Regions from separate parts of the Homo sapiens genome. Here all the other regions are linked to region 2. Evidence: chromatin loops called from intact Hi-C (ENCODE). Cell type or tissue: OCI-LY7. All regions are shown on one strand.

Region 1 (8,000 bases), 660 kb after region 2:
CATCTTTTCTCCAAGCTCCCTGAGACATCTCAGGCCCTAGGAGAAGGCTTCCATACTTGGTTCTCACGCTCCAGGAAGAACACCAACCTGCTTTGAGGTCCCTGGCCTTCTTTCCTGGTTAGCTTACATTTGCATTTGCAAGAACAAAATGAGCCAGAAAAGCTTCCTTTGTCAGAAGTTAACCCTGAGGTCTAACAGGCTCAGAGAAAGGGAAGACAGGGGAGAGGCAGAGGGAGAGAGATATAGGGAAAAGACTAACCGTCAATAGGAAATCCTTCAGTGAGGCAAAAGCTTGAGCGACATCTACCCTAACCCAAAGGTGGGGTAAAGTTTGTGCCCCTCTGAAAGCATTCAGCAAGGTGTCCAAGGGGCTGTTAAGGCCCCTTAGGGGGCAGTGTGGGCTTTGTTTCCCCGTGTGCAGAACAGTGCCTTGCCTGTTGAATTCTGATGCCAATGCACTCACCTCTTCACCTCCCCAGCCCCCAGGCCAGGTCAGCAGCTAAGAGCGGATGGAAGGTCCTGATGTCTGAGCCTGGGTCTCTGTGCAGCGCACCAGCTGGAGCAGTGGCCTTTGCCTGGCGGGGTGGGGGGGCTTCCTTGGAGACTCAGACTCCAGGGAATTATAAAACATACTCACCAGCTCATTTCACATATAAAGTGGACAAGGTTGGTCATAGGAGGGAAGCCTTGTCTGGGGATCTGGAGAACCAGGCTCTCCTCTTGGATCTGATGCACTTGAGTCCTTTACTTTCTCTGAGTTCTAGTAGCCCCGTCTTTAAAATGGGAATAATACTTGCCCTGCACTGTGGTTGAGAAGAGGGGAAAAAGGAGGGATGGATATAAAAGCTCCCTAAAAAGTTCAAAGTACAGACCATCATTACATCTGAAGCCTGTGCCAGGTGACTCGCTCATCAGCCTTCACTGCATTGCAGCAACTCTAAGGTCACCTGCACGGAGGACACTGACCACGTTTCATTTGTGGGTTGGGAATGGACCTCCTCCCACTCCCAGGAAAGAGTCGGGGATGACTCCCACCATGCCACAACTCACACCAGAGATGAGGGCAACTTGGCATTTTAATGGGCAGAAGGAGAGAAGCTGGAAGAGAATGTCCTCTCTAGACACACCTAGCCCAGTGCATGGCCTCCTCTTCATCACACCTCATCGTCCTTATCTTGGCCCACACCTGCACCTGTGTCTCTTTCACTTGCACCACAGAGTCCTCATAGCCTTTTTTATACGGAATAAGATGGGGAAAGGGAGAGGAAAATGGAGAGGGGTTCAATTCTGCACTGAGGGTTAACCCAAACAGATCATCCTTATCTCCAGCAAAGGATGAAAGGACCCAGTGGGAGACGTTGCTCACTGCTCACCAAAAAGCCAGGCTCTCCTCTTCTTCCTGGGCACACTACAGGGCTGTGCTTCCCAGCCTCCCTGGCAATTATATGTGACCATGTGACTAAGTCCTAGCCAATGGGATGCGAGTGACCTGGCCCATAACACCCTCCCAGACTTGCTCCCCAGTAATCTGTTCTCTATCTGGATGGCTCCACTGGTGACAACCTTCAGGGTGACTGTGGAAGCCTGAGGACAGGGCCACCCTTTTGATTTGTTGACCTACCCAATACTGCTACATGAGCATGAAGTAAATGACTACTGTGTTTGAGCTTTTATGCATTTGGGGATCTACGTGTTAGAGCAGTCAGCCTACCCTAATTCATACAGATCATGATAGCCCGTGGGTTTTGCCACTTCCAGGAAGCCCATGTGACCTCTGCCTTCTTTCTACCGTCTTTATCTCGATCAAATGCTACCTTATAGTGCTATTTAATCATTTCATGGGAATAGTAACTAAAATTTAAACAAGGGGCTCTCATCTTTCTTTTCAATTTTATGCCATGCCTAGCAAAGTGCTGTCCCCAAAGAGATGTTTAAAAATCATTGGATTAAATCTTTAGGTTCACCCCTCTGTGTATTTAGTAGGAAGTTACTCCAGCAGGAATGTCCATTCTTTTTCTCTACCTCTGAACTTCTAGCATCTTGTCTATGCCCATTGTCCACCTCTCTTCTTCCACAGGGACTTTCCTTACCACTTTAGGCCTCAGTGATCTATCTTTCCTTCCCTCAAAGTCACAGCACCTTGTGGTCACTCACCTGATGATTCATCAAGATAACTTTTACATTATTGTCTTAACAGTGTAACTATAACATAACATATATAACATATATGTAAATATAACATAACTTACATATAATTTACATATTACATAACACTAGCTGTGTTATATGTAAATATAACATAACTAATTCTGCAGTGTAACTATAACATAATGATGCATTTAAAAGATGGGCAGAGGAAGAGGAGAAAAGAAACTGACAAGGAGACGTCAAGCAAGTAGGAAGAAAACTTGGAGAGTTCAGATGTCCTTGAAACTAGGAGAAGGGCTGGGCAGGTGACTCACGCTTGTAATCCCAGAACTTTGGGAGGCCGAGGTGGGCGGATCATGAGGTCAGGAGATCGAGACCATCCTGGCCAACATGGTGAAACCCCGTCTCTACCAAAAATACAAAAATTAGCCGGGCATGGTGGTGCTTGCCTGTAGTCCCAGCTACTCTGGAGGCTGAGGCGGGAGAATTGCTTGAACCCAGGAGGTGGAGGTTGCAGTGAGCTGAGATGGTGCCACTGCACTCCAGCCTGGGCAACAGAGCAAGACTCTGTCTCAAAACAAACAAACAAAAAAAGAAACTAGAAGAAGGGAGCATTTCAAGGCGAGAGGGGAGACAGCATCATTTGCGGCAAAGAAAGTGGTCAAATAAGGTACAGACCACAAAAATGAGTTTTAGCAGCATGGAAGTGAGAGATGTTTCAGTGAGCCCAATGATATGGGCTGAGGAGGGAGTGGGTAGTAAGAAAAGAAAATGGAGACTGAAAAATAACAACAAGGGACAGAGAGGAGAGGGTTAGGTGGTAGCTGGGCAGAAATGTGAGGTGAGGAAGGGTTACAATTTTTTTTAAAAGGGCTGAGACTTACTGAAGGAAAACAACCGGTAGAGGGAACGAGGGTGGAGAAGAGAAGTGAGGGGTGATCCACAGAGCAGAGTCCCTGGGAAGCAGGGCTGGGTGGTGCGGCCAGGAGACAGGTGGAGGCCTGAGCCCAGCCACCTGCTTCCATGATACCTGGTGGGATGGAGGAATGACATTCTTTCTTCCTTCCTAAGCTGTTGCCAGGTTTGGGGGCAAACCCAGCTGATGGCTTCTGTGTTTTTCAGAAAAGTAAGCCCAGCTATGTGCTGGGATGACGAGAAGCAGCCTCCAAGCAGGTCCTGACCTGCTCCCATGCCCAGCACCTCCCATCCTGGAGGCGATGCCTGCAGTGGGATTGTACGGCCACTTCCCACAACCCTCACCTCAGCTTCAGGAGCTGACCTGCAGCCTCGGGTTTGGGAAAATGCAGGGGTGGTCTCTGTGGTCTGTCTGAAGGCCCTTCGAATACCTTTACCTTCAAATTCTAGCTTCTTACAAACCTAGACCACAAATCCTTTATCTGTATTTTTCCTGAACCCAACTTGGATTTAACTGTCAAATAGATGGCCTGTGGCTCTAATGCAGCGATAAGAACAGAATTCTTCACTTTGAAAAGCCAAGTTGCTTTAAAAAAAAGTTGGGGGGCACAGTTTTGGCATACACCGAGTGACTGCATTTGACCTCCGCCTGCCTGGGGCATGTGGATAACGGCAGTGGTCCCATGCCGTGTGGTCTTCCTCTTGGCTTATCCCCCTAGCTCGCTGTTGTCCTAGTGGCCATGTACTATGTGCAGGACACTTTCATAGTCCGTTCATCCACAGAGCAGTCCTAGCCTCTTCTAATCTCCACTTAAGAGCCAATGAAGCTTCCAGAGCGCAGGTAACTTAAGTCACACAGCTTGAATTAGACTGGACAATGAGCCACCTTTCCACCGTGGCTGCACTGTGACCCTGGGTCAAACGGCCTCATGACCAGCCCCCTCCACGCCTGTCCCCTTCTTGCCCGGGTCTGCCGCCTTTTCTGCTCCGGGGCCTTAGGAATTCTCCTGGGACTGTGGCTCCCCTCTAACTCCCCTCCCTCCCAGTTGCTTTCTGTTCTGCTGTTCTTGTGGGTCTCTGTTCTCCTGGCTCCAGGCCTAACGGCCGCCCCCTCCAACCTTGGCCTTGGGAAGTCTCTTGGGGCGGAGAAGAGAGGGGCTGCCTCCTGGCCCCCACCCTGCGACCCTTCGTCCCCCGCTAAGCCGGGATGGCAGGCGGACTCGCCGGACCCCTTTTTAGACCCAAGGCTCTCTTCGCCTCTCCATCCGGCTCCGGCCGGGGTGGGGTGACCTGAGGGACCCGGTAGCCGACGACAGAGAAACTAGACCGGCCAGGACGTAGAAGGGTCGCTTCCCCCAGGCTGGTCCGGGGCTGAGCGGGGCACCACAGGGAGCGGAGACAGCGGAGGCGGTGAGAGCCTCGGGAGCCACTGGGGCGAGCGCGCCAGCGTCCACCAGAGGGCGCTGTCGGCTCGCGGAGTGGGGCGCGGGCGGCCTGGAGCCCCCCGGTGCGGCCCGGCATCAGAGCGCGCAGCGACTTTGTCACTGCAGGCTTGCCGGGTGGGTTGCAGAAGAGAGAAGAGACCCACCCATCCTCAAGGCACTCATTTGGGCAAGAAGGGAAGAGACCCACAAGAAGACTATTTCACACTCTTCTCATTTCAAATGTGTATAGAGCACAAAGTTGCATTTACCATGTCCAAGATACCGAGCAGCACCAACATGAGTCATCCTGGGTCTCCAAATTTAAAGACCTCTAGGGAAGTGGCAGGATCAAAGACAGGTACCAAAGAACTATACTACAGTATATTAGGGAGAGGCAGGAACTCCAACGAGACGTGAGGAAGAAGCGGTAGGAGAGTTGAGGGAGGAGTTACAGCTTCAGCTAGGGGATGAGGCCCGGTGCATGGAGGACTTGGGCCTTAAAGTGGGACAGATTCGCAGCTTTCCAACACATGTGTTGCAACAGAACCCGTGGATTTAAGCAGTTCTGGTTACACATTCTGTTACACGCAAATGCTTATCAGTGACAAAAGGCAATATTCCTTGCCCTTTAGCCCCAGCTTGTTGATCCTGAAAGGTAAATTAGAAATAAAAATGGATTCACCAAATATCCAGAATGTGCTAGAGATATATAACCTAGTCTGAACAATCAGATCAGTCATTCTGCTAATTGGTAAAATATCCACAGGGGAGCCTGGGAGACAGCTGTTAAACTTGGTTACAGGTAGCATCAAACCATCCGCCAAAAATACCTCAATAATTCTATTGGTATTGGGAGAGGAGACACAAAAATATAGAAGTTGAAGAACAACAAAGTCTTTCAGTCTTTTTGTTTTAAAGACTCTTATTACCAAACAACTTAAGGAAGAACTCTATCAACATCATAGTTCCCTTGAGAATTATGTTATTATAGTATAGATTATTATTGAAAGAATTATTATATTGCACTGTGCTAAGGCTAGTTTAATTTGGAGCCAATAAATTAAAACAAATCTAGACCTTAGGTTTATAAAAATGTTTCCAAGGAATTAAAATGTAATTGACATGATTATCATTAAATAGTGCTGCCTTGGTTCCGGCATGGCAATGTAGAAAGAACAGTCAATGTATAAGGTATAAGATTTGGGTCTAGACCTCTAGGTAGTGTTTTGGGGTTTTTTTTTCTGTTTTTTTTTTTTTTTTTTTTTTTGGCAAGTCAGTTAACTTCTCTAGGTATCAGTTTCCTCATTTAATAGAGGAATTTAATAACAATAAAGAATATAGTCTGGGCGCAGTGTCTCATGCCTGTAATCCCAGCACTTTGGGAGGCTGAGACAGGTGGATCACTTGAGGTCAGGAGTTTGAGACCAGCCTGGCCAATATGGTGAAACCCTGTCTGTACTAAAAAAAAATACAAAAATTAGCTGGGCATGGTGGTGTGTGCCTATAATCTCAGTTACTTAGGAGGCTGAGGCAGGAGAATTGCTTGAATCTGGGAGGTTGAGGTTGCAGCAGTGAGACGAGATTGTGTGCCACCGCACTGCAGCCTGGGTGACAAAGCAAGACTCCATTTCAAAAACTTAATTAATTAATTAAACAAACCAAGTGATCCCTCAAATCCCACAGAGTTTAACAAGTAAGTCTTCTCAGTTCTGTTGGGCCCAAATGCCTCCTTTGTGCTGCCGTGGTTCTAAAGTGGCTTTAAGGAACTGCACGTCCCATGAGGTGTTAAGCATATAACGGGGAGGGGAAAGGAGCTTGGATGGCTGCTGGTTCTGATATTAGGCAGGATTCTCCATGTCATCTGGAGTCTTCTGTATGCAGTGGCCCAGAGCAAAAGGGAGGGAGGACGGTCAAACAGTCTGACTCTTACTGTGATTATTGCTACCCTAAGTTCCTATAGTGCTTTCTGAGTGGGCTGATTATTTGTTATTTATTGTGTGCCACCTTGAATTACCTTTCTGCACCTGTCATTTGAGAATAGTGTCTATGGCAGTCTTCAGTGCTATTCACCAAACATTCCATGCTCCTTGACAGTACAGATGGTAGAACTTCCCAGACCCTGTGGTTGGGGAAGGCGGGATCTGAGACTGGTTCTAGCTAACAATTAGTGGGCACAAATGATATTTAGCACTTCCAGATGGATTTTTTTGGGTGGGGGGCAGGTGGGGGACAGGGTCTGGCTCTGTTGCCTAGGCTGAAGTGCAGTGTCACAATCTTGGCTCACTGCAGCCTCCTCAAGCAATTCTCCCACCTCAGCCTCCCAGGTAGCAGGGATTACAGGCACCCGTCACCATGCTCAGCTATGTTTTTTTAATTTAATTTAATTTTATTTTATTTTGTAGAGATGAGGTTTTGCTACCCAGGGCCTCCCAAAATGCTGGGATTACAGGCATGAGCCACCAGGTGGACTATTTAATTGCCTGTGTAAGACCCTCCAGACATCCTTTTTCTCTCTGCCCATGACCAGCCATGTTCCAGATGGTAACTTTTTAGCCAGCCTGGATCCAGAAGTGAGAATGACGCTAATGGGAAGCAGAGCTCCCAACCAACCTGCCATAGACTTACAGCATGCATGAGAAGAAAGCTTTGTTCTTTTAAGGTGTTGGGATCTGGGGAGAGCTTATTACAGCAGCATGACCTAGCCAATCCTGACTAATAAAGGGCCATTTTGTGTTGTCATTTTTTGTTTCCCTAGTGCTCCAAATGACATGACATGACACTACTGACTGTTAAATAAAGGACCGACTGAATTGATCTACTCATCTCCCCAGGTAGAGTAGGGATTATCCATATAGCTATTTATCCTCCCTGGAGCACCTGCCCTAGTATCCTATATATAGCAAGTACTTAGTAAAGACCCTTGGATTGACATATGATCTTAAAAGTCCAAGACAGGGGCCAGGCACGGTGGCTCACACTTGTAATCCCAGCACTTTGGGAGGCTGATGCAGGAGGACCACTAGAGTCCAGGAGTTCAAGACCAGCTTGAGCAACATAGTGAGACCCCATCTCTACAAAAACAATCAAAAAACTTTAGCTGGGCATGGTGGCACATGGCTTTAGTCCCAGCCACTCAGGAGGCTGAGGTGGGAGAATTGCTCAAGTCTGGGAGGCCAAGGCTGCAGTGAACTGTGATTGTGTCACTGTACTCCAGCCTGGTCAACAGAGTGAGACTCTGTCCCTTATAAAAAAAAAATCCCAAGACACAACCCAACATCTGACCCACAGAAGATGAAGAATGTTATGCTATTCTCCAAATGGCATCCTAGTGAGTAGGGCTCACAGTCACAGGCCCTGAGGAATAGGGGCACCAGGCCATCTCCTTCTGCATCCATCAGCAAGCTCGATAGGGCTGCCTCTGATCCCTCCACCTCTTTGCAGGTATTAAGTGAAGCTTGGCCTGAGTCACTGCAACAGAATATAGAGCAGAGATGGGGCCAGAATTCGGAGCTG
Region 2 (8,000 bases):
GATGTAGAAGTATGGGGGTTGCACTCAAAGCCATAGGTTTGGGGGACTTGTCTCAACACACACAGGAGAGGGGAAGGACAAAGTCAAAACAAGTTCCAGACTTTTTCTGGCAAAGAAATATGCCAGAAAGATTTGAACTGTTCTAGGGAAGGCTTGCTGGAAGAAACCATCTCTCTTCTCTGACTAGGCACCCACTCCTCTGTTCAGGCAACAGCCAGTAGCAATCTTTAAGGAAGACATAATCAGGCCCTCTTTTGCATAGCTGGAGATACTGAGTGAGCTATTTTCAGATGCCCAGTTCTGGGAGAGTTAGGAGATTTAGGTGTAAGCAAGATTGGGATGAGTTGGAAAAGGAGGGAGGAGAAGTGTGGCCAGGCCAAAATGACAGAGATTGACAGGGAAGTAGAGAGACAGTGCTGGTATGGGGCCACTGGAGCAGAGGAAGGTGTAAGAGTGATGGCCACTGGCATTTACTAAGCATCCACTGGGCACCACAGCCACGCCAGGGGGATGGTAAACTCATTTTACGGAGGTAGAGACTAAGGTTAGGGGAGGTTGAGTAAATCACCTGGAATTACAATGGCAGAATCAGCATTGGAACTCAAATCTCTGACTCCAGATCCCAGGCTCTTTCCTTTGTTCATATAAAGGAGAACTTTGGGGTTGGGTCTAGGGACCACAGGGCCAGGGTTTGTTTGCCTGAAGGGGTAGAGAAGGATTTCATGACAGGGGCCATCTCTCCCAACTCTGTCCTCCAGACACACACACACACACACACACACACACACACACACACACACACACACCACACACATGCCCATTCCTTCAACTGGCTGGAAAGTGCAGGATTTGGAGTTAGAGATCAGGTTCATCTCTGAATTATTGAGTGGATAGCCTTTCTATCTCTGCACTTCATAAAATCATGACCACTGTCAGGCCAGGCGCAGTGGCTCATGCCTGTAATCTCAGCACCGTGGGAGGCTGAGGCAAGTGGATCACTTCAGCCCAGGAGTTTGGTACCAGCATGGGCAACATAGCGAAACCCTAACTTTACAAAAAATACAGAAATTGGCCTGGTATGGTGGCATGCGCCTGTAGTCCTAGCTACTCTGGGGGCTGCGGTGGGAGGATCGCTTGAGCACAGGAGGTCAAGGCTGCAGTGAGATGTGACAGCACCACTTCACTCTAGTCCGGGTGACAGAGTGATGCCTTGTTTCACAAAACAAACAAACAAACAAACAAAAAATCGGATCTCCCAGAGAATATATGATACACCTAAGTCTTTAATAACCATATGGTTCCTGATAGAAGTTCATAATATTTAAAATATTAATGCTATATAGTTGCTATTGCCACTGCTCACGCCATGTTGAGAATTGAGGGGCGTTTTTTTTTTTTTTTTTTTTTCCCCTTGAGACAGAGTCTCACTCTGGCCCAGGCTGGAGCGCAATGGTGCGATCTTAGCTCACGGCAACCTCTGCCTCCTGGGTTCAAGCAATTCTCCTGCCTCAGCCTCCTGAGTAGCTGGGATTACAGGCACCTGCCACCACACCCGGCTTTTTTTTTTTTTTTTTAGACGGAGTTTTGTTCTCGTTGCCCAGGCTGGAGTGCAATGGTGTGATCTTGGCTCACTGCAACCTCTGCCTCCTGGGTTCAAGTGTTTCTCCTGCCTCAGCCTCCCTCCGGAGTAGCTGGGATTACAGGTGCTCACCACCACACCCAGCTAATTTTTTGTATTTTTAGTAGAGATGGGGTTTCACTGTGTTGGCCAGGCTGATCTCGAACTCCTGACCTCAGGTGATGCACTCGCCTCAGCCTCCCAAAGTGCTGGGTTTATAGTCGTGAGCCACCATGCCCTGCCCTAATTTTTGTATTTTTAGTAGAGACGGGCTTCACCATGTCAGTCAGACTGGTCTCGAACTCTTGACCTCAGGTGATCCACCCCGCTCAGCCTCTCAAAGTGCTGGGATTACAGGCATGAGCCGCCGCGCCTGGCCGAGGGATAGTGTTTTAAGAGGCCTGACCTAACCTCTTGTGAAGAGCACAGGGAAGACCAAGTGGACTTTTCTTGGTCTCCATTCATCACTGAGGTAAAACAACCTGGCCATCTCATCCATCCCCCTGCCTCTCAGCTACCTCCCTGTCGCTCCTCTCCTCATTTATCCAAGCATTATCACTTCTTTTAAACTTTTCCTTGAAGGAAGTTCTGAGTTATTCTTGAGGATTAATTTCATACCTTTAGAGCAAGATTCTTACACTTTTTTGTGTGCCATAGCCCCTCCTCCCTTCCCCCCTCCTCCCTTCCCCCCTCCTCCCTTCCCCCCTCCTCCCTTCCCCCCTCCTCCCTTCCCCCCTCCTCCCTTCCCCCCTCCTCCCCGGGCAGTCTGAATAACACTTTCAAACGCACAAAAGATAATACATAGGACATCAAAGGAAACCAATCATTTTGAAATACAGTTATCACAATATTTTTAAAGCAGTGATATAGTAATATGTGCTTCTCCATTAATGGATTAAAGAATAAAATCTACTGGCAGGACTAGTAACCACTGGAGTTTTAAAACACGGATAAGCATAGATGATATTTGCAGAAACCTGCCACTACTGTAATGGGATTGGAAAATATCTGTTATCACTGCTGTTATCACTACTGTGGTCTGTTACCTACATTCATCATTTTTTAAAAAGCTAAATTTCAGTTGGAAGTTAGTGAAGATAAAGACGTAAGCCTTTTCCCAACCAAAGTCATGGACCCCTTTGAATTCTACCTATTAATCTCTTGGTGAAGGGAAGGGGGTGTCTGTGGACTCCAAGTTAAAAGGATTTGTTTTAGAACAGTGTTTCTCGCAGTGTGGTTCCAGCACCAGCGATATTAGCATTATCTGGGAAACTATCAGAAATGTAAATTCTTGTCCCCACCCCAGCAGATTTACTGAATCAGAAACTCTGGGGTGGGGCCCAGCAATCTGTGCTTGAATAAGCCTCCAGGTGAGTCTGCTATGAGCTCAAGTTTGAGAACCACTGCCTTAGAGTTGGGTAGGATACAATCTCCGAAGCAGAATGCATGGCCAAGATGACTCCTTCCCCTCAAAGTCTTAGAGAATGATCTATTGCCTATTTTCCTGCTCCACTTCCTTCAGACTAACTCTGAATCTGGGGTAGACTGTGGTTTGGAGTTTAAAAACCCGAGATCCTTGTTAATGCGTAATGAAGTGCTACAAAGCAGCTTCTGTCACAAGGGTGGTATAAAATACAGCTGCAGGGACAGCGGTTAAAGTTTCACTCTTTTATGGACATAAAAAATAATTGGCCTTCTAATTATCTCCATAAAAGTGAGAAAACTTGCCTGGCTTATTGGCATCTTTATTAGCACTAGGAAATAATTAGACATCCTTAATAGCTTTCTAATGATCCCTAGAGGAGGGAGCCATTTTTAGGGCATCTGCTGCCATGATTGGGTCATTATGGAGCCCTTCAGACCTGGTCTACACAGAGTGGAGTGCTTGCACATTCATCAGTGCCCGGTACTGGCTTTGGATCTCTGATGGCTCACGTGCCAGGAAAGGCGTATCTCTCATGGGCCCATGACTCTTTCCGGAGCCTTGGCAGCATCTGTCCCTGGTCTGGGAAGAGGACCCTCACTATGGTGGACTGACAAGGGGGGCTGATTATTTATGGATAGGTGAACCTCCTCTGGTCCTATCTTTTTAAGGAACTTGGAGCATGTTTATTCTATACCAGTCTCCTTTGGGAAAGATTGCTAGGCTTGTAACATTGCAATTCTCAGACCCCAAAGCACAAGCTTTGAAAAACTGAAGTCGTATTGGTAAGCAGGACAGTGGTTTTCCACCTGGTTGGTACATGGCACCCTTGCAGGTTTGGGGTCTCTGGAGGATTGAGCTTTAGGGCTGAGTGTTAGGGAGGAACGGAATCTCCAAGTGGAGGGAATCCGAGCCTACGTTTCTCCAGCAGGTGGCGCCATAACTTTACCTTCCGCGTCTCCGTCGCCTGCGATGGAAGCCGAATTTGCAGGCAGTGATGTGAGGCAGCTGTCTGGGAATCCTCTCCTCTGTATTTAGGGCTTTAATATCTCATAGAAACCCACATCATCTTCTCTCCAACTGACCTTCTCCAAGCCACTCTCATCCCCAAACCCTCGATATTTCTGATTCTTTATCTGAGAATCGTGAACAACCCTTCATAAACATGTCAGAAATACTGACGGTCCTTCCAGACCTGGAACACTGTGGAAGAGTTTGGGCAAGTCATAAATGATGCTCTCGATCACTCCCACATTCTGCGACTGTCCCCAGACCCTCCGCCTCTTCTCAGAGGTCTGCCATCAGGATCTTCAGCGTGTATGATTTGCTTACTTTGTCAGCCTAATCATAAGGTAACTTGAGCTCATAGCAGACTCACCTGGAGGCTTATTCAAGCACAGATTGCTGGGCCCCACCCCAGAGTTTCTGATTCAGTAAATCTGCTGGGATGGGGGGCAAGAATTTACATTTCTGATAGTTTCTCAGATAATGCTAATATTGCTGGTGCTGGAACCACACTGCGAGAAATACTGTTCTAAAACAAATCCTTTTAACTTGGAGTCCACAGACACCCCCTTCCCTTCACCAAGAGATTAATAGGGTTTTTAAACATCTCTCAGGGGTTAGGTAAAGCCACAAGGCAGATGATCATCTGGATTTCACTCTGAACAGTGTTTGGAAAGATGGACTCTGGACCGATAAGGTTGGAGCATACATACATATGTGTGTGTGTGTGTGTGTGTGTGTGTGTGTGTATATATATATATATATTTTTTTTTTTTTTTTTTTTTTTTTGAGAAAGAGTCTCAGTCACCCAGGCTGGAGTGCAGTGGTACCATCTGAGCTCACTGCAACCTCCACCTCCCAGGTTCAAGCAATTCTCCTGCCTCAGCCTCCCGAGTACCTGGGATTACAGGTACAGGCCACCATAACTGCCTGATTTTTGTATTTTTAGTAGAGATGGGGTTTGACCATGTTGGCCAGGCTGGTCTCGAACTCCTGACCTCAAGTGATCTGCCTGCCTCGGCCTCCCGAAGTGCCAGGATTACAGGCATGGGCCACTGCGCCGGACCAAGAGCATATATTTTTACACATGTTTACACCTTACTACATGAGTTAGGACTGATCCTGGTTTTACAGAATCTCAGAGTTCACTTACCTAATTCAATTGCTTACCCAATGCAGGCATCCTTCCTGCAATTTGACAACTTGATAGCAGCAGGGTCCCTTCCAGTTTGCAGATGATGTTCATAGCTCTTTAATGCTCACTGCAACCCTGTGAGGAACACTGGTGAAGTGACTCACCCAAGGACTCCTAGCTACTAAGTGGCAGGATTTATTAGTGTCATCTGACTTCAAGGTCAGCACTCTGTGCAACACAGCTACCTCCCCATCATGCTTGGTAAATGTTTCTCCACTTCTTTTCTTTTCTTTTCTTTTTTTTTCTTGAGACAGAGTCTCACTCTGTCGCCCAGGCTGGAGTGCAGTGGTGCCATCTCAGCTCACTGCAACCTCCACCTCCTGGGTTCAAGCGATTTTCCTGCCTCAGCCTCTTGAGTAGCTGGGATTACAGGCATGCGCCATCACCCCTGGCTAATTTTTGTATTTTTAGTAGAGATGAAGTTTCACCATGTTGGCCAGGCTGATCACGAACTCCTGACCTCAGGTGATCTGCCTGCCTCAGCCTCCCAAAGTGCTGGGATTACAGGCATGAGCCAATGCACCCGGCCCATCCAATTCTTAGTGAATACTGATACAATGGCCACAATTACTCCCTCCTAAGGTGGTGAGTCCCACTGTTTGAGACCTCGGGTTTTGAAAAACACTTTCCTTATTGTCTGGTAATCCTCTGCTGCATAACCACTTTACCCCAAAACTTAGTGATTTAAAACAACAGGCTGGGTATAGTGTCTTACACCTGTAATCCCAGCTCTTTGGAAGGGTGATGTGGGAGGATCGCTTGAGTCTAGGAATTTGAGACCAGCCTGGCCAACATGGCGAGACTCTATCTCCACAAAAAGTAAAAAAAATAGCCAGGTGTGGTGGCACACACCTGTAGTTACTTGGAAAGCCAAGGTAGGAGAATGGCTTGAGTCCAGGAGGTTGAAGGTTCGGTGAGCTGTGTTTGTGCCACTGCACTCCAGCTTGGGCAACAGAGTGAGACCCTGTCTCAAAACAAAACCAACCACAACAAAAAACCCCAAAAAACCAAAACCAAACCAAAACAACAACCGTGTTCTTCTATCTCATGATTTTGTGCACGAGGAATTCAGAGAGCACTCGCTTGGATGATTCTTCTGTTCCGTGGGGCATTTAGTTGGCCAGTGAGCTGGTCTGGAGGGTCCAAGACAGCTTCTCTTGCACATCTGGTGCCTTGGCAGGGAGGGCTGGAAGGCTGGGCTGGTCTGGACCTATCAACTAGAGCACATCATGGGCCTCAGGGCAGTTGGGCTTCTCTCAGGGAGGCTCAGAGCTCCCCAAGTGAGCGAGGGAGAGTTCCAGTAAATGAGGTGGAACCTGCATACCCTTTTATGACCTAGACTTGGAAGTTACGTAACACCACTTCCACCACATCCTCATTGTCAGAGGCCTGCCCAGGTTGGAAGAGAAGGGAGATAAATTCTGCCTCTTGATAGGACAAGTATAAAAACTTTTGCCACCATGCTTTGAAACCACGTTATTTAATTGAAGTTAGCTTTTCTGTATCTGCCTCTAGCTGTACACTTTCTAAATCTAGTCTTTATTCTCTATTTAAAACCTTTTTGTCAAGGTTCAAGGCAGCCTCTCTAGATACCTAAGGTCGATGACTCAGTCCACAAAATGATGCCTTGGGGTGAGACACCAAAATAACAGAACTCTCATTCGTATTTTAATTTTACCTAAAGAATGTAAAGTGAGCCTTTACTAATGTTTTATATAAGATTTGACACTGACACCCACCTTCAGGCTGTGTTTCAGGTGGGTATTTGTTACCTGCTATACACAAGCTATGCCAAGGGAAGAGGGGGTGTTCCCCAACAGGATTGCAAGTGGGGACTTGAGCCATTTGTGTGCCTTGTGTTACAGAAATGCTTGAGTTTATGGGTGCCAAGACAATGGGATCTAGCTTCAGTAAAATTACCCATCCCCAAATGGTTAAGAAACTTTCAAAGATTTTTGTAAACAATCTTTAGATTGAAAAACTAGACAATTAATACAATCAAACAATGGGAAAAAAAATGACAGAGTAGGCATTTCAGCTCCTGGCTTGGACACTTCATCTGTCATGTTATGAGGTGAAAACAATAATACCCTGGTCAGATCAGACAAGGCCAGACCAAAAAAAAATAAAAATTATGGAGGTTATTTGAAATATGAATTTGCATCTACTATTGGTATTGCTGTTAAATTTGCATCTACTATTGGTATTGCTGTTAAAAATAAGATATTAAAATGTTAGAGCTAATTTTATACCTTATTCAATTTTAATAATTTTTATGTGGTTTATAATGTACATAATATCGTATACTATATATTTAAAATACATATATGGGTCATGCTCAAATATTTTTTTCTGATTCAGCATATGAACAAAAACTTTGGAGACCAATGGAATCTATTTCCATCTTTCCATTAATTTAGCAGATATTTATTAAGCATGTACTATACAAATGTACATAATATACTAAATATTAAATATACAAAAATAAGTAAGGTCTTTGCCTTCAGGTATTTTGGAAGATATGTTTTTTTCAAAATTACAGCTGGACGTGGTGGTTCACACCTGTAATCCCAGCACTTTGGGAGGCCAAGGCGGGTGGATCACCTGAGGTCAGGAGCTCGAGACCAGCCTGGCCAACATGGTGAAACCCCGTTTCTACTAAAAATACAAAAATTAGCCGGACATGGTGGCACGCACCTGTAATCCCAGCTACCCTGGAGACTGAGGCAGGAGAATCGCTGGAACCCAGGAGGCAGAGG
Region 3 (8,000 bases), 460 kb after region 2:
GTCTATGTAGAAAATTCAAAAGAATTGATTAAAAAACTCCTGGAACTAATACGTGATCACAGCAAGGTTGTAGGACACAAGGTTAATATACAAAAGTAAACTGTTTTCCTATATGCCAGCAATAAATAAGTGGTATTTAAAATTAAAAACACAGTACATTTACATTAGCACCCTCCAAAAGCTTAAAGTATAAATCTAATAAGATATGTATAAGATCTATAAGAAGAAAACTACAATACTCTATTGATAGAAATCAAAGAACTAAGAGGAGAGATATTTCATGTATGTGGGTAGGATGACTCAATACTGTCAAGATGTCAGTTCTTCCCATCTATAGATTCAACACAATCCCAATTAAAATTCTAAAGTTTATATAGAGAGCTAATTAGACCCAGAACAGCCAACACAGTATTAAAAGAGAATGAAGTCAAAGAACTGACACTATCTAACTTTTAAGACATACTACACTAAGCATAGTAATCAAGACACTGCAGTATTGGTTTAAAAAAAAAAAAAAAAAGACAAATAGATCAATGGAATAGAAAGCACCAAAAGACCCATATACATAGAGTCAACTGATCTTTGACAAAAGAGCAAAGGCAATACAATGGAGAAAAGGTATCTTTGCAACAGGTGGTGCTGGAACAACTGGACATCAACTTGCAAAATAATGAATGTAGACACAGATCTTACACCCTTAACAAAAGTAAATCAAAATGAATCATAAGACAGACATGGTGGTACATGTTGATATTCCCAGCTACTCAGGAGCCTGAGATGGGAAGATCACCTGAGCTCAGGAGGCGGAGGTTGCAGTGAACCAAGATCGTGCCACTGCACTACAATCTGGGCGATAGACTAAGACTCTGTCTCAAAAACAAAGACAAAAAATGAAACAAACTCACATCAAAATGAATCATAGACCTAAATGTAAAACATGAAACCATAAAACTAGGCAATAACATAGGAGAAAATCTAACTAAACTTGGATATGGCAATGACTTTTTTAGATACAACAATAAAGGCACAATTCATAATAGAAATAATTGATATGGATTTTGTTAAAATTTAGTGTCTTTATGATACTATAAATAGTGAATATAGGTTATTATCTGTTTGTCTAAACCCATAATGTGTAACATTATACCATAATGTAAACTATTAACTTTGACTGATAATGATATGCATTCATCAATTGTAACAAATGTGCCATTCTGGTGCAGAATGTTGAGACTGGAGGGGGCTGTGCATATGTGGCAGGAAGATTTATATGGTAACTCTCTGTAGTTTTTGCTCTGTTGCGAACCTAAAACTGCTTTAAAAATAAGTCTTGAAAAAAATCCCTATATGATTCATTCTGATCTGATAGTCTGATCTGAGAGTTAATTATCTGATTACCAGAAGAAAATTCAATACTCTTTAAAGGAAGACAACAAAATTTGTATTTTCAACAACACAGAGCATCCACAATATCCACCATGTAATAAAACTAGCTAGACATACAAAAATGCAGGCACATGTGACCAATAACAGAATAATGGGTCAACTTATCCAGCAGAAACCAAACTAGGATGACCCAGATGTTGGAAACAGCAGACAAGAACTTTAAAGTGGCTCCAGGACTTAAAGGCAAATATGGTCCCAAATCAATGAATAGATGGTAAACAGCAGTAAAGGAATTAAAGCTTTAATAAACAAAGAATAAAGAAATACAGCATCTGAAATAAAATTATTGAATGGGCTTAACAGCAGATTGGAGTAGAAAAATAAATAAATCAGTGAACACGAAGAGAGATATGCAGAAATTATCCTATCTGAAGACCAGAAATAAAAAAAGAAGGAGAGGCGAGGATGGGGGGTATAAAAGAACCTTAATGAACTGTGGGACAAGATCACAATGCACAACTATATGTAACTGGAGTCCTGAGAGGGAAAGAGAGAATAGGGCAGATAAATATTTGAAGTAGTAACAAAACTTTCCCCAATTTTTTCAAAAACATAACATAATGTAAAGATGCAAGAAGCTCAGTGAACCCTAAGAAGGACAAAAACAAAGAAAACTATACCTAGAAACTTTATGGTCAAACTGCTGGAAAACAAAGATAAAGGGAAAATTGTCAAAGTAGCCAGAGAGAATGTACATGTTATATATGGAGGAACAACAATATGAGTAATGGTTAACTTTTTATCAGAAACAACAGAGGCCAGGAGACAATGAAACGGTATCTTTAAAGTGCTGCACACACACATACACACACCACAACCACTTGTCAACCTCAAATTCTATATCTTTAAAGATAACGGAAAAGGGATTTTTAGATAAATGAGATCTCATTGCCAGCAGACCTACACTACAAAAAAATTTTAAAGGGAATTTTGCAGACTAAAGGAAATTGACACCAGCTGGAAAATATATGGGTAAATATAAAATTGTGCGTGTTTATTCTAATTTTACTTAAAAGACATAAAACCAGAAAGCAAAAAGTAAAACATGGTATTCTAGGACATATATATATATATATATAAAACAATTGATGAATGCATATATATATATATGCATATATATATAGCACAAAGAAGGAGGTGAGGTGGTAAAATATTAACCACTGTTGACTGAGAAGATATGACTGTGTATTATAATCCCTAGAGTAACCACTTTAAAAAAAATGCAAAGAAGTATAGCTGAAAAGTCAACAGAATTAAAATGAAAAACTAAAAATGATTTGATTTTCTGCCAAAATAAGGCAGAAAAGGAACAAGAAATGATCAAAAAGCAGATGGGACAAACAAAGCAAACAGCAAAACTGTAGACCTTAATTCAGTTATATTAATACTTATATTAAATGTTAGTAAAAACTCCAACTAAAAAGCAAAAATTGTCTATAAAGACTGTATCACTTAAAATCTTTGCATTTTTTTCTGCAGGTAGATCATACCGAAAAAAAAAAAGAACCATAAGTAAAAAATACAACCTAAGTTTCTAACCTGGTAGGCCAGATAATCAGTTTAGAAGACAACAGCAGTGCCCTTAACATCTGTCTCTCGGGTTTCATAGCTAGTGGCCGGGGTGCAAAATATAGAACACTTCTGGTTTTTGTCCACTGCAATCTGATAGCAGATGTCCTCCCCAGATGTCTCACCTCCTGACTCTAAAAGGTAATCCTTTTCTATATAAAGTATTTTGTAAAGCCAGAATCATTCTCAGCATAGCTTCTGTAGACCACATAGGTAGTCAGTTAATGACACAAGCTTGCTAGTTAGCTGCTTGTTTGGTTCTCATTCCATAAATAGACGTTAAGATACTGATCCTGCCTTTAAAAGTTTCTGGTGATGATTAAAATTTAAACAAAATATATAACTTCTTTATGAATCATGAAACTAAAAAAATGAGTCTTTTTGTATGTTATCTAAGAGTCCTGTGTTTAAATTTTAATGCAGACAAACTTTCATTCTTTCCTCCAGTAGGTGTTCTTATGTCCCCTAGTGGATACAGGTCGATATGGTGGACGAATGATAGGGCAATACTGGCTAAGTAAAGGTTCATAAATCCTAAATGTCTGCCTTGCCCACATATTTTTCCAAACCAGTACCTTGCACTATTCTAATTTACCATAAACAAAGAAAACATTAGTATATCTGAACTGGACCACACCTATCTGCCCCCATGTGTGGTCACTGGGCTAAAACATAGTTCTGGCTCATGACATATGCATGAACAAATGCACACCAATTAGCTACACATTTTGACCTGACATAATACAAAGGAGTTGACATTTCCACTGTAAATCTCTATTTTTAGAGATTTATAGCTTAGTCATAAAAGTGGACTTTAGAAAAATCAAGAGTGCAAACTTTTAGCCATAAGAAAGAATTTTTCCCTTCTAATAAATTAAAACAGTGTGTAGAAAATCTGATCTGAAACTATGGTTCTGTGTGAGAGAGACAGAAAGAGAGAGACAGAAATAGAGGGAAGGAGGGAGGGAAGGCAGGGAGGCATCCTCCTGGTGTTCAGAAATTTTGACAGCCATGTTTAAATTATTTGTCTGTTTGAGGAGACAGAGGTTGGAGAAAAAAAGAGTATTAACGCATAATAATAAAAAAAGGCTTTTCTTCTCCACATGTAGAAAAAAGGCTCTTTCCTAATGTTTCCAGTAGTAAGTTCTAAAGATACATTTTCTCTTCCCAAATACACATACATGTATGTGGCCACACATGTAGTCAGATGTGAACTGGCTTCCAGCCCATTATTATTATAGACAGTAAACCTTTCAAATTAGACCTGAGGCTGACACTGCCAGGACAGGATCCACATTAATGTGGAGTCAGAGAGTTAATATGGAAAGGAAAGGTTTCCTTTCGCTTCCATGTCCCATCTCTACATAACCATGGCGACAGAGCCCAGGCACTCCATGTGATCTGCAATGATCCTCCACACCTAGCCTCATGCACTGGTGGCAGTGAAGACCAGGCTGCAAAACTCTGCCTCCCATACTGTTCCTATCCCCATTTCCTATTTTATCCATAGTATTTATTATCACCTGATGCACACAGGTGTGTATGTGTGTAAGTAAATAAATATGATTTGTTATTGTATCCTGGTACATAGTACGTACTCACTCTAACTGCTGCTTTAATTTTATTTCCTTAAGTACTGGTTTAGTTGAAGATCTCTTTGTTCATTTGCTGGCCATTTAGACTTTTCTTTGTATTCCCACTTCTTAACACCATGCTTCTTAGTACATAGTAGCTACTCAATAAATTGGGTAAAGGAAGGAAAAACCAGGGACAAATTTCTAACAGTTCGGCTTTTGGATTCTTCTTGCTGAAGCTGGGAATTTGGTTTAAGAAAAAGAATTGCCCTAAAATAGGAGGAGATACTGGTGACGTGGCATTGCTTGAGGGCATTACAGCAGCACAATCTCAATTCCTATTATAGAAACGCTTTCTTAGCAGGCATCAATCAACAGCAAACTCAGAAATTTTAAAGTGAAATTTAAGATGTCCTAACATGTTAAGACTGACCATAGCCATAGGCCCTCCCACTCCAAGCTGCCAAATTCTCATGCCAATACTTTCTGGGTAGGTTTTTAGGTCAATAAAGAGTTCCTGTTAACTCACACCCTAGTCAGACTAATCTCTGATGCTTTAATTGGAAATGTTTAAGTCTTTCTTTTCCTGGGAACTCAAAACTTAAGCTTCTGTCGCTTCAAACATGAACTAAAGTACAGCATCTTGTCATACAATAAAAAGATACCAAAGAAGCTGGGAGATTTAGAACCGGTATGCAAAGACACACTAGGAAGTCCTGACATGTCAGCTCCCAGGTCAAGCCTTATGAAACTCATTTATGGGATGTCATTTACCACAGACAGATTCTCTATCTTATAACTGACATGGTCAGAAACCAATTAAGCACCTCTAACAGAAAGGTCCAACAGCATACGTTGGTACAGACACATACCTTGATGCAATTAATAGATATGGGAAAAAACTTATATGAAAATGTTGCCTTTAGACATAATCTTTTCTTTAATGTTCATTGTAGTAGGACTCATTTTCCTGCAATATCTCCCGTTCTGGGAGAATTAGGTGAAACCACACCCATTTGACCCACAGACTAACTGTGCCGTGGACAACGGCTAGGTCACAGAGTTAAAGAAAATACAAATTGAAGAATTCTGGAATTTAGAAAAGAGATATGGATATTACTAACTCCTCTTTACCAGGGAGAGAATCCTACGGTATAGGAACCAAATGTTGGTCCTTAAAGAAACAGCTATATGAGCAAGATCAGGACTCAGATAATTCATCTTATTCATTCTCAACCCATCAAGGGAATATTCTATTGGAGTAAATCTCAGCTTAGAACTGACAGTTTATTTTAAGTAAGTTTGGGTTTTAAAGTGAATCAGCAACTTATTTCCATTTTAGTTTGAGAGTTTTCTGACACTGAGAAGAAATGGAGATAAGGCAGTCTAGCTACCTTTACATGCCACCCTTTTATAATATTCTAACAAAATTTCTTTCCTTCTCTGGAGGCAGTAGTGTCTCGTCCCTAAAAGTAAGTTTGTAATAAATATCTACTGTTTTGAATGGCCACACGTAGTAACAAGCTACAGTGCTGAAATTGAAAGGAGGGCAATCTGGCTGAGACATAACCAAAAAAAGGGGAAAGTACTAAGAAATAAGGCTGGAGAGTAGACAAGCTCTTGTAAGTCTCCATGGCAAGGAGTTTGAATTTTATTCCAGAGACAACGGGAACAGAGATGGGATCTGACATACTTTTTAAAAATTATGCTGTAGAAAATGGATTTTAAAAAGACAAAAGTGAAAACAGGAAGTCCTGGTAAGAGACTTTCTCAGTATATCAAGAGGGAGATGATGGCTGCCTAGAGTCAGGTAGCTGGAGGAAAAAGAGGGAAAGAAGCAGATGGAGTTAATAGTAGAGAATGATGAAGCAAAAGGAAGAATAAAGAATCTTAATAACAAGAAGTTTTTAATGACAACAGGTTTGCAGTTTTACTAATTGGGCAGATGATGATGCCATTAATAGAAACAGGGAAGGATAAGACAGTACTGCGGTTTTAATTTTAAAATTTTGGTGGGGGGGATTAGTGGAGGGACGTCAACAGTTTTTTTCTAGACATGTTAAGTTTGAGAAGCCTATTAGACTTCCAAATTGAAAGGTTAAGATGGCAGGTGGACATATGGAGTTTGGAGTTCAGGGACGAGATCAATGGTGTTTAAGGTAGAAACTGTCTAGCATGCAGATGGGAAGAACACTGTAAACATCTAAAACTTTGGCAGACAGGCAGGGTGTGGTAGGGAGAAGAACCAGTAACATCAGGGAATAAAGTGGAAATGTGTATACTGTAAGCAGCTAAGTAAACAAAGAAAAACAAAACAACTCTTTTGCAGTGGTTATATGCAAATAGTTCTGAAGTTATTTTGAAAAAAAAAAAAAAAAAGAGGTGATAACTACCCACTAGTTTTACAAAGAGTGTTGCTTCCAGATTTTTTCTTACGCATATCTAGTAATTTTCATCAGACCAGGCGCTTAATCTTTAATGACAGGTACTCCATAAATGTCTATTACAGGGCTGAATTTCCAGAGAAATATTCATAATCTGGTGCAGCTGTTTTTTATTCTAAGGGGCAAAATACAAAATGTTACAGAGAATCTACAGGAAGTTTTAAAGTTCTTCAACAGCTCTACATAAGAAAATCCATTTTACAGTACTAACACCAGAACATATTAATATTTATACTGGCCAGGAGCAGTGGCTCACACCTATAATACCATAACTTTGGAAGGACAAGGCGTGAGGATCTCTTGAGGTCAGGAGCTTGAGACCAGCCTGGGCAACATAGTGAGACCCTAACTTTACAAAAAAAATTAAAAATTACCTGGGTGTGGTGGTGCACCTGTAGTCCTAGCTACTCAGGAGACTGAGGTGGGAGAGTCACTTGAGCCTAGAAGTTAGAGATAACAATAACAAGCTTATCATTTCTTTACCAAAATATCCACATAACTTTAGTAAAGAAATAAGCTTGTTAATATGTAAAGACATGGAAACCTCCTGTATACACTTGGGTGAAGGTGGGACAGTGGTAATTTTTTTTAAATCTTTTTTCCTTCTTTTCCCAAAGAATCACTTTTAACTTTTCAGGGTAAGTTTAAAATAGCTTTGCTTTGAATGAATCCTTTTTGTTCATTATTTAAAAATCAAAATATGCAAATAAATAGACAAAGGACCACACTATACTGGTTCAAAGTTCTTTATCCTTCTTCTTTAGTTAAAAATAATCACATACATATGTTAGTTGGCATCATAATTGGGATAATTTCAATAATCTTTTTCTCTAAATTTCCTCTGAATGTACTTCTCAACTGCTCAAATACTAATGCTCTTCTGCACTGGCATCAGAAGCCACTCAAGTTGGGGAACTCCTTTGGTATCAGTAAGAGACAAAGCCTCTGGCCCTGTGACCACTCAACG
Region 4 (8,000 bases), 510 kb after region 2:
CCTTCAAATTGCTATAGTTTAGACCTTCACCTAAACCAATACATTAGTATTTCAAGCTTTAGATATAAGAAAGTACACTTCAGAAGCTAGCATTGAATTTACATTTTACCAGATCTAAAAGTTAATATGCCAATTCTCTATAATTAAATTGATAATTTAAGATATTTTATTTAAGCACTATTTTTAGGATTTTTATTTTAAGGAAACAAACCACACACTTATAAAGTAAAAAGCAAGTAAAGTACCTACAATATCAACGCATTCACTTTCAAATTTTTTAACAAAAACCCTATTGAGTTAAAAATGCTGCTTTATTTAATTAATTTATTTTTTTGAGACAGAGTCTCACTCTGTCGCCCAGGCTGGAATGCAATGGCGCAATCTCGGCTCACTATTACCTCCGCCTCCCAGGTTCAAGAGATTCTCCTGCCTCAGCCTCCCGAGTAGCTAGGATTATAGGTGCCCACCATCATGCCCAGCTAATTTTTGTATTTTTAATAGAGACGGGGTTTTGCCGTGTTGGTCAGGCTGATCAGAACTCCCAACCTCGGGTGATCCACCTGCCTCAGCCTCCCAAAGGGCTGGGATCACAGGCGTGAGCCACTACGCCCAGTACAAAAATGCTAAGTTTTATCTTAGGTAAAATTCAATGGTGTTACTTACAAAAAGCTAATCATTAATCAATATAATTTGTTTTCTGTATAAAAGATATACGTTTAAATAACAGAATTGATATCTCTACAGTTTACAAGTCTTTTCTACCATGACAGATTGTATGTTGATGAACCGTTTAAAACTAGGTTTTCAAAAAACTTTTCTTACAGTGACTATTCATTCTGACCATAAGGAATGTTATTATCATTATTATATTTTGCCAAATTGAGATGGGAAGGTGAGATTATTTTCATGAGAAAGAAAAACTAGGTTTTTTCTGTTGTTGTTGTTGTTTTTGAGACAGAGTCTCGTTCTGTCGCCCAGGCTGGAGTGCAGTGGCGCCATCTCCGCTCACTGCAAGCTCCACCTCCCGGGTTCACACCATTCTCCTGCCTCAGCCTCCCAAGTAGCTGGGACTACAGGCGCCCGCCACCACACCTGGCTAATTTTTTGTATTTTGTAGTAGAGACGGGGTTTCACCATGTTAGCCACGATGGTCTCGATCTCCTGACCTCGTGATCCGCCTGCCTCGGCCTCCCAAAGTGCTGGGATTACAGGCGCAAGCCACTGCGCCCAGCCAAAACTATTTTTTTTTTTAAATTACTGGGCTAACAGTTTTCACCTTCATTTACAAGATTTCATGAAGACTCTGCATGAATCTCTTTTCTTCCCATTTCCCAAATATGAAAATAACTTGGTTTTTCTGATTTTAAAATAAATTACATGCTCTTTTATGTTAACAGAAGAACTTAATTTAAAAGTAATTTGCTTAAATAAAAATGCAGTTATTTAGTAAGATACCAAAAATCAACTGGGATATAATTACTCAACACTGACTGATACCTTTTTAATTCTTTACAAAAGTATATTAGAATTCTTCAGGCTCTACAAATATCTAGCATCTTCCCCTTTTCCTTCCTTCTGCCTATCAAAAATGAAGGTATTAAAAAGCCACTATGCCAAATGCCTAGCTCATCTCAAAGTTTTAAAAATAATTTATCTAAAAAACATTCTTCCAACTTGTCAGACTGAGAAACATATCGTGAGAGGTTAAATGACTTGCACTAGGTTTCTCAACGAGTAATACAAAGCACTAAAAACATGAACCAACATAAATCTTAATTATTTGCATATGAGATAACCTGTTCTGAAGTATCAAAAGAATAGCTGTTTGTATTTTAGGGATAGGAGACAAGGCCAAAAACTAAACTACCACGAACAGTGGGGGCTCTGAGATTTAATGCTTAAAGGGTAGAGCTTACTTCTAAGAAAATATCAAAGCAATTTTAAATTCTTTTATGTAATGATGAATTATCATTTCAAGGATTCTCAAATGAGCAATATCTAGTCATCTTAAAAACTTAGGTAAGGCCAGGCACGGTGGCACACACCTGTAATCCCAGCACTTTGGGAGGCCCAGGTGGGTGGATCACCTGAGGTCAGGAGTTCAAGACCAGCCTGACTAACATGGTGAATCCCAGTCTCTACTAAATACAAAAAAAAAATCAGCCAAGCGTGGTGGTACATGCCTGTAATCCCAGCTACTCAGGAGGCTGAGGCAGAATCGTTTGAATCTGGAAGGTGAAGGTTGTAGTGAGCCAAGATCGCGCCACTGCACTCCATCCTGGGCAACAAGAATGAAACTTCAACTCAAAAAAAAAAAAAAATAAAATAAATTAGGTAATCTAGTGATTAAGAGGACATACGGAAACAAGCAGAATCATGTCCCGTCAAAGACTTTCAAACTGCAGAACTCTTTGGATGGTAAATTGAAAATCAGATCAAAAATCACAAAAATGTACATTCTCTCTGAACTAGCTATTATATTTTTAGCAATACATGCAAATGAAATGTAAAAATTCAAAAAAATTAAACTGCACTATTTATGATAGCACAACTGTGACTGAAACAAAGTGGAAAAAAATGCCTATCATTACAGTGTTCATTTAATTAAGCTTTCATTAAGAATTATTATTGTAAAATATTTTTATCTCATGTAAAATATTTATGATAAATTATTAAGTTAAAACTGGGTAAAGAAAAAGCAGGCTTATGTAATATAATGTTAATAGTATTTAAACATGTATTATTACTTTAATTGTATTCTTGTTTAAGTTTTTCTGCAATAACCATGTAATACTCATATGTAATCAGAAAAGGTTTAAAAATGTAAGAACAATTATTAATTGGTCAGGGAATCATATCAGATAATGGCCAACTTTTTTTTTTTAATTTACCAAGCTTTCTTTTAAAGTTATTGTGAACTTAAATCTTGGTAAATACATCATTTGTTTGTAGAAGATCTCAAGCAATGACATTTTATGACATCATTATGATAACATAAAAGAAAGATAGCTAAGCAGAAAAGTCAAGAATAAGTTCTCAACTTTTACACACAGGCCATTTAAGAAGCAAATGAATGATTAAAAAAATCTTATAAGAAAATACAAATTATACATCCTTAAATTTCACTTGGTCCTTGCCCTCTTGAATTTTACTTGGCCTCCCAAGTTATCCTTCATGATCACTAAGGCATAACCAGCTCACTATCTACAATATAAAATATGTGAAGTGATGCAGCAGTATGCCAGGAAAGTAGCATGTATGAAAAAGTACTAAGGGCAAAATATGGTGAGGCAGAAAAAGAGAAAGAAAATACACAACCTCCTTACTTCAATACCAAAGGAGTTTACCTTTAGATACGTAACACTAGCACCATCTGGTGGAGGACAAGTTAGAAGCAATTCTTCAATTACCAGCGTTTTGTTTTTGTTTTTTTAAGTTTGTTATGTTTCAAAAAAGATGATCATTTTCCACAGAGAACAACTCTAGTAGTGGTACAGTTATCACACAGAGGATCCACACCAAGCCTGGGAGAAAATAAAAAGTCTACCAACCAGAGGATCTAAGTATACTCCAGGATGGACATCCTATCAAATCTTAGCTACAGAGCAGTCTTTCAAAAGAACAGAATTATCTTGGCTACTTCTCTTTTGGTGCCCCATACCACAGTGGATGAAAAGAACACTTTCCAACCACAAAATAAACCTAAAATGGACAGACCCGAATTACCAACTAAAAAGCAGAGCTTTAATTTGGATTTTGGGGTTCCAAACTTCACAGAGATGACAAACTCAATGGTACCTTCAAATGCCATCATGGGGAAAAGCAAATCAACAAACTGAAGGACAAAAAAGATGGAAAGTTTGTTTCCTATTTGTAGATTAAGTACCTCTACTGAGGTAGAAGAAATTTCAACAAAGAATGGCGTAAGCAGAAATTGTTTCCCCTTACCTTCCACAGTAAGCATCTCACTCTCTCTCTCTCTTCCCTCTCTCCCCGCATTCTGCTTTTCTCTTTCAAAATCCCTCTTTTATCTTTTTTCTCTACCTGTATCTGATACCAACATAAAGTTGTTGCCATACCATAAAGTATTTAATGGTACCACTAAGGAAACTAAAGAAAAAAACTGCCACAGGACCAAACACAAGACCTGATGCGTAAGTGGCATTCGACTAGGCAAGAGGCAAGGGCCTGGTTGATACTGGGACAGGAAAAGCAGGCTCATAGAGAGGAAGGAACACTAACTGTGGAAGAAACCGTTGTTTGCAACAGTACTATAAACATTCCAGGTTCACTGCTAACAAGATACAAAACCTAAGGGGGCAGGGAATAAACACTATTCTAATTTTATAATTAAAATGGTCTTTGGTCAACATTTTGAAATGTATTGGCTTAAAAAACATGGTATGTCAACCCACCTGCCATCCCCACAAAGCACCCAAAAGTTGCTTCTCCTGATTCTTGCACTTAACTCCAAAATTATTTATGTCTTTTGTACTCAAATTTGTATTTACTCATATAATACCAGATTATCTGTATTTGTTTATACTTTTCAAGTGCACCTTCATTCAGATACAAATCTGAGAGCTGCACAGAGAATTGTGAAGTTTGCTTAACAAAGGGAAAAGTTTGCATCATTTTGCATCATTTACTCTTCCACTGCTCCTATGTTTTGTTTTGTTTTTATTTTTAGCTTAAATGCATCTGTGGGAGTTTGTCCAGTAATAAATATGAGAAGTTCAGATTGCTATGGCATAGATTTTTTAGAATAAAACATATTGCAAATTATTCTACTCCATCATTATCTAATAACGTAAGACAGAATTAGCCAACTTTGAGAATATTCTAATATTTTGCTATATTTTCCCAATAATACTGACTATTAAAAGCATTAAAAAAGAATGACAACAAAAAAGAAAACCCCAAATAAACAAACAGAAAAAAAGCAAAATGAAACAACAGTAAAAAGTAAAATAATAATAATAATTAAAAAGAGAAAGATAGAAGCAGCGATATACTTTGCCGGCAACAAACAGCCCAGTTCTTTTTTACCTATAGCTGAATAAAGTTTTGGAAATAACAATGGTTTCTGCTACATTCACTAATATGCTTCTATACTGTACTGTTACAATCTCAGCGAACTCCACTAACAAATGACATACATTCATGATGCCATTCCTCACTCCTCCCTCTCTCCCTTCTCTTACATTTGTTTATCTCTCTCCCCACAACCTCTACTTTCCTCTGAACTTATACCTCAGCAGGAGTCACCACTATCCAGTCAAAGGAGACCCTATCTACAAACTTCATCTAACATACTCACCACCCAGTAGCCTCCAGTTTGGATCTTGAAGATCTATTCTGGAGCAGCCTCAACCTTCAAAATTTCTGTTGGCCACCCAGCTAATGCTGAAAAAAAATCCTGAAAACACATGCTATGTACAGATCAGCCTCTTTTCTAATCATAGTTTTTAAAGTACACTGAACAGATGGAGGGAAAGAATGAGTTGCTCAGTTCAGCCGGCTGCTTCTTAATCTAGAGTCAGATCTTTACTTTTTTGTGATCACTGCACATTTCTGACTCTGCTATATTACACTGTGTAAATATTTAGGAGACATAATTCCTTTCAAGGATCTAAACTTCTACTGTCGCTATGGCAAATGAACCTGTTTATGCTATGTTCATTAATGGCAAGCCTAAAAGAACACAGGAATTTACTAACATGTGGTACACAAACATCACAATCATAGAGCTTCTCATGGGGACATACCAAGAACATGAAAGGCCAGTTTATTTTTACTGTCATTGCCCTATAATTTCCTTTAATTCTACTAGAACAGTCCTTAATTCAAACCCTTCCTGCAGTTACAGGAACAGGGTAGACTGAATGTACATAAACGGTACCAAAAACAACCCACATTTCCATTTAACTTTCCTTCAATCTAGAGCAGTAATTCTCAAACTGGAGCCTACATCAGAATTAGCTGGAGGGTTTCATAAAACAGATTGCTGAGCCACACCCCCACAGTTTCTACTTCACTGTGGCTGAGAATTTGCATTTCTAAGAAGTTCTCTGGTGAATCAGATACTTCTGGTCCCGGGCCCACACTTTTTAAGGTTTGCTGAGGTATGATTTACATTGCATAAAATTCACCCATGTTAAGTGAATATAATTCAATGACTTTTAGTAAATGTTGTACAACCATCACCAAAATTCAATTTCATATAATTTTTTTTTTTAAGAAACTGCCAGCCAGGCGTGGTGGCTCACGCCTGTAATCTCAGCACTTTGGGAGGCTGAGGTGGGCAGATCACGAGGTCAGGAGTTCAAGACCAGCCTGACCAACACGGTGAAACCCTGTCTCTACTAAAAATACAAAATCAGCCCGGCATGGTGACATGCACCTGTAATCCCAGCTACTCAGGAGGCTGAGGCAGGAGAATCGCTTGAGATCGCACCACAGCACCCCAGCCTGGGCGACAGAGTGAGATTCCGTCTCAAAAAAGAAAACTACCTAGGTGCAATGAATGAAGGCTCCAGTTTGTTCATATCCTTGACAATACTTACTATTTGTCTCTCTTTTTACTATAGCTATTTTAGTGGCTATGAAGTGTTATCTACTTATAATTTTATTTATATTTCTTTAATCATTAATGATGTAAACCATTTACTCAATGTACTTATTGGCCTTTTCTAACCTTCTTTAGTGAAATATCTATTCTGCCCATTTTTAATTGGTTTGTCTCCTTACTAGTGAGTCATAACTGTTCTTTACGTATTCTAACTGCAAGTCTTTTATCAGATACAATATTTGCAATTATTTTCTCCCAATTTTGGTTTATCTTGTCATTCTCTTAATGGTTTTCTGAAACAGAAAGTTGTGTGTGCTCATTTTAATTTTTGAAAATTACTTGATATATAACTGTTATACATATTTTTGGGGTACATTGATAATTTGATATCTGTATATAATCTGTAATGATCAAATCAGGGTATAAGTGGGATATCTGTCACCTCAAACATCTATTTTTCTTCATGTTGAGAACATTACAATTCTCTTCTATTTAAAAATATATAATAAATTACTGTTAATTATAATTTCCCCACTGTACTACGGAATACTAGAACTTATTCCTTCTATATAACTTCTTCATGCCCCCCAACTCTGGTAACTACCATTCTACTCTCTGTCTCCATGAGGTCAACTTTTTTGTCTCCCATATGAGTGAGAACATGCAATATTTGTCTTTCCATGCCTGGCTTATTTCAGTTAGCATAATGGCCTCCAGTTCCATCCAGGCTGCTGCAAATGACAGGGTTTCATTCTTTTTTTATGGTTGAATAATATCCCATTGTGTATACATACCACATTTTCTTTATCCATTCATCAGCTGACAGACACTTAGATTGATTCCATATCTTGGCTAATGTGAATAGTGTTGCAATAAACATGGGAGTACGATACCTCTTCAATATACTGAGTTCCTTTCTTTTGGATATATACTTAGCAGTGGGATTGCTGACTTATATGGCAGTTCTATTTTTAGTTTTTTTTAGGGAACCCATATAGAATTTTCCACAATGGCTATACTACCTTACCTTCCCACCAACAGTGTATGAGTGTTCACATTTCTCCACATTCTCTCCAGCATTTGTTATTTTTTACCTTTTTGATAAGTCATTCTAACTGTGGTGAAATGACATCTCATTGTGGTTTTAATTTTCATTTCTTTGATGATTAGTGATGCTTAGCATTTCTTTAATATATCTAGTGGTTATCTGTATGTCTTCTTCTGAGAAATGTTTGTACAGGTCTTTTGACTATTTCTTAATCACAGTATTTGTGGGTTTTCTTTTGCTATTGAGCTGTTTCACTTCCTTATATGTTCTAGTTATTAATCCCTTTGTGATAGTTTGCAAATAATTTCTCCCATTCAGTAGGTTGCTTCTTCACTTTGTTGACTGTTTCCTTTGCTGTGCAGAAGCTTTTTAGCTTGATGT

What was found. A loop is a pair of places that touch in the nucleus more often than their neighbours do. Peaks named below come from ENCODE experiments on the same cell type or tissue, not always from the same donor. Only the 100,000 strongest peaks of a DNase experiment are listed, where the experiment ranks them.
Region 1: it touches region 2 in a loop (8-fold over the local background); 3 of 110 quality-filtered maps call a loop at or near these places.
Region 3: it touches region 2 in a loop (17-fold over the local background); 5 of 110 quality-filtered maps call a loop at or near these places.
Region 4: it touches region 2 in a loop (14-fold over the local background); 104 of 110 quality-filtered maps call a loop at or near these places.

The regions. Positions count from the first base shown.
Region 1 is chr2:45,639,315-45,647,314 of GRCh38, forward strand. No RefSeq gene overlaps it. Among named protein-coding and RNA genes, the nearest start is that of PRKCE, 8.4 kb to the right of the region's middle. RefSeq lists silencers at 1,082-1,258, 4,423-4,632. In OCI-LY7, CTCF peaks have their summits at 407, 4,527 (motif pointing right) and 4,766; a DNase peak (open chromatin) is centred at 4,517; H3K4me3 peaks cover 625 bases.
Region 2 is chr2:44,977,817-44,985,816 of GRCh38, forward strand. No RefSeq gene overlaps it. Among named protein-coding and RNA genes, the nearest start is that of SIX2, 28 kb to the right of the region's middle. In OCI-LY7, CTCF peaks have their summits at 3,957 (motif pointing right) and 4,157; a DNase peak (open chromatin) is centred at 4,005; H3K27ac peaks cover 744 bases.
Region 3 is chr2:45,436,855-45,444,854 of GRCh38, forward strand. The region is part of intron 16 of SRBD1 (S1 RNA binding domain 1); the gene reads right to left. Among named protein-coding and RNA genes, the nearest start is that of SRBD1, 170 kb to the right of the region's middle. In OCI-LY7, CTCF peaks have their summits at 3,519 and 3,721; DNase peaks (open chromatin) are centred at 3,107, 3,487 and 6,379; H3K4me3 peaks cover 2,212 bases; H3K27ac peaks cover 7,202 bases.
Region 4 is chr2:45,491,506-45,499,505 of GRCh38, forward strand. All of the region lies in intron 14 of SRBD1 (S1 RNA binding domain 1), which reads right to left. Among named protein-coding and RNA genes, the nearest start is that of SRBD1, 120 kb to the right of the region's middle. In OCI-LY7, CTCF peaks have their summits at 3,393 (motif pointing left) and 3,597; a DNase peak (open chromatin) is centred at 3,356; H3K27ac peaks cover 2,752 bases.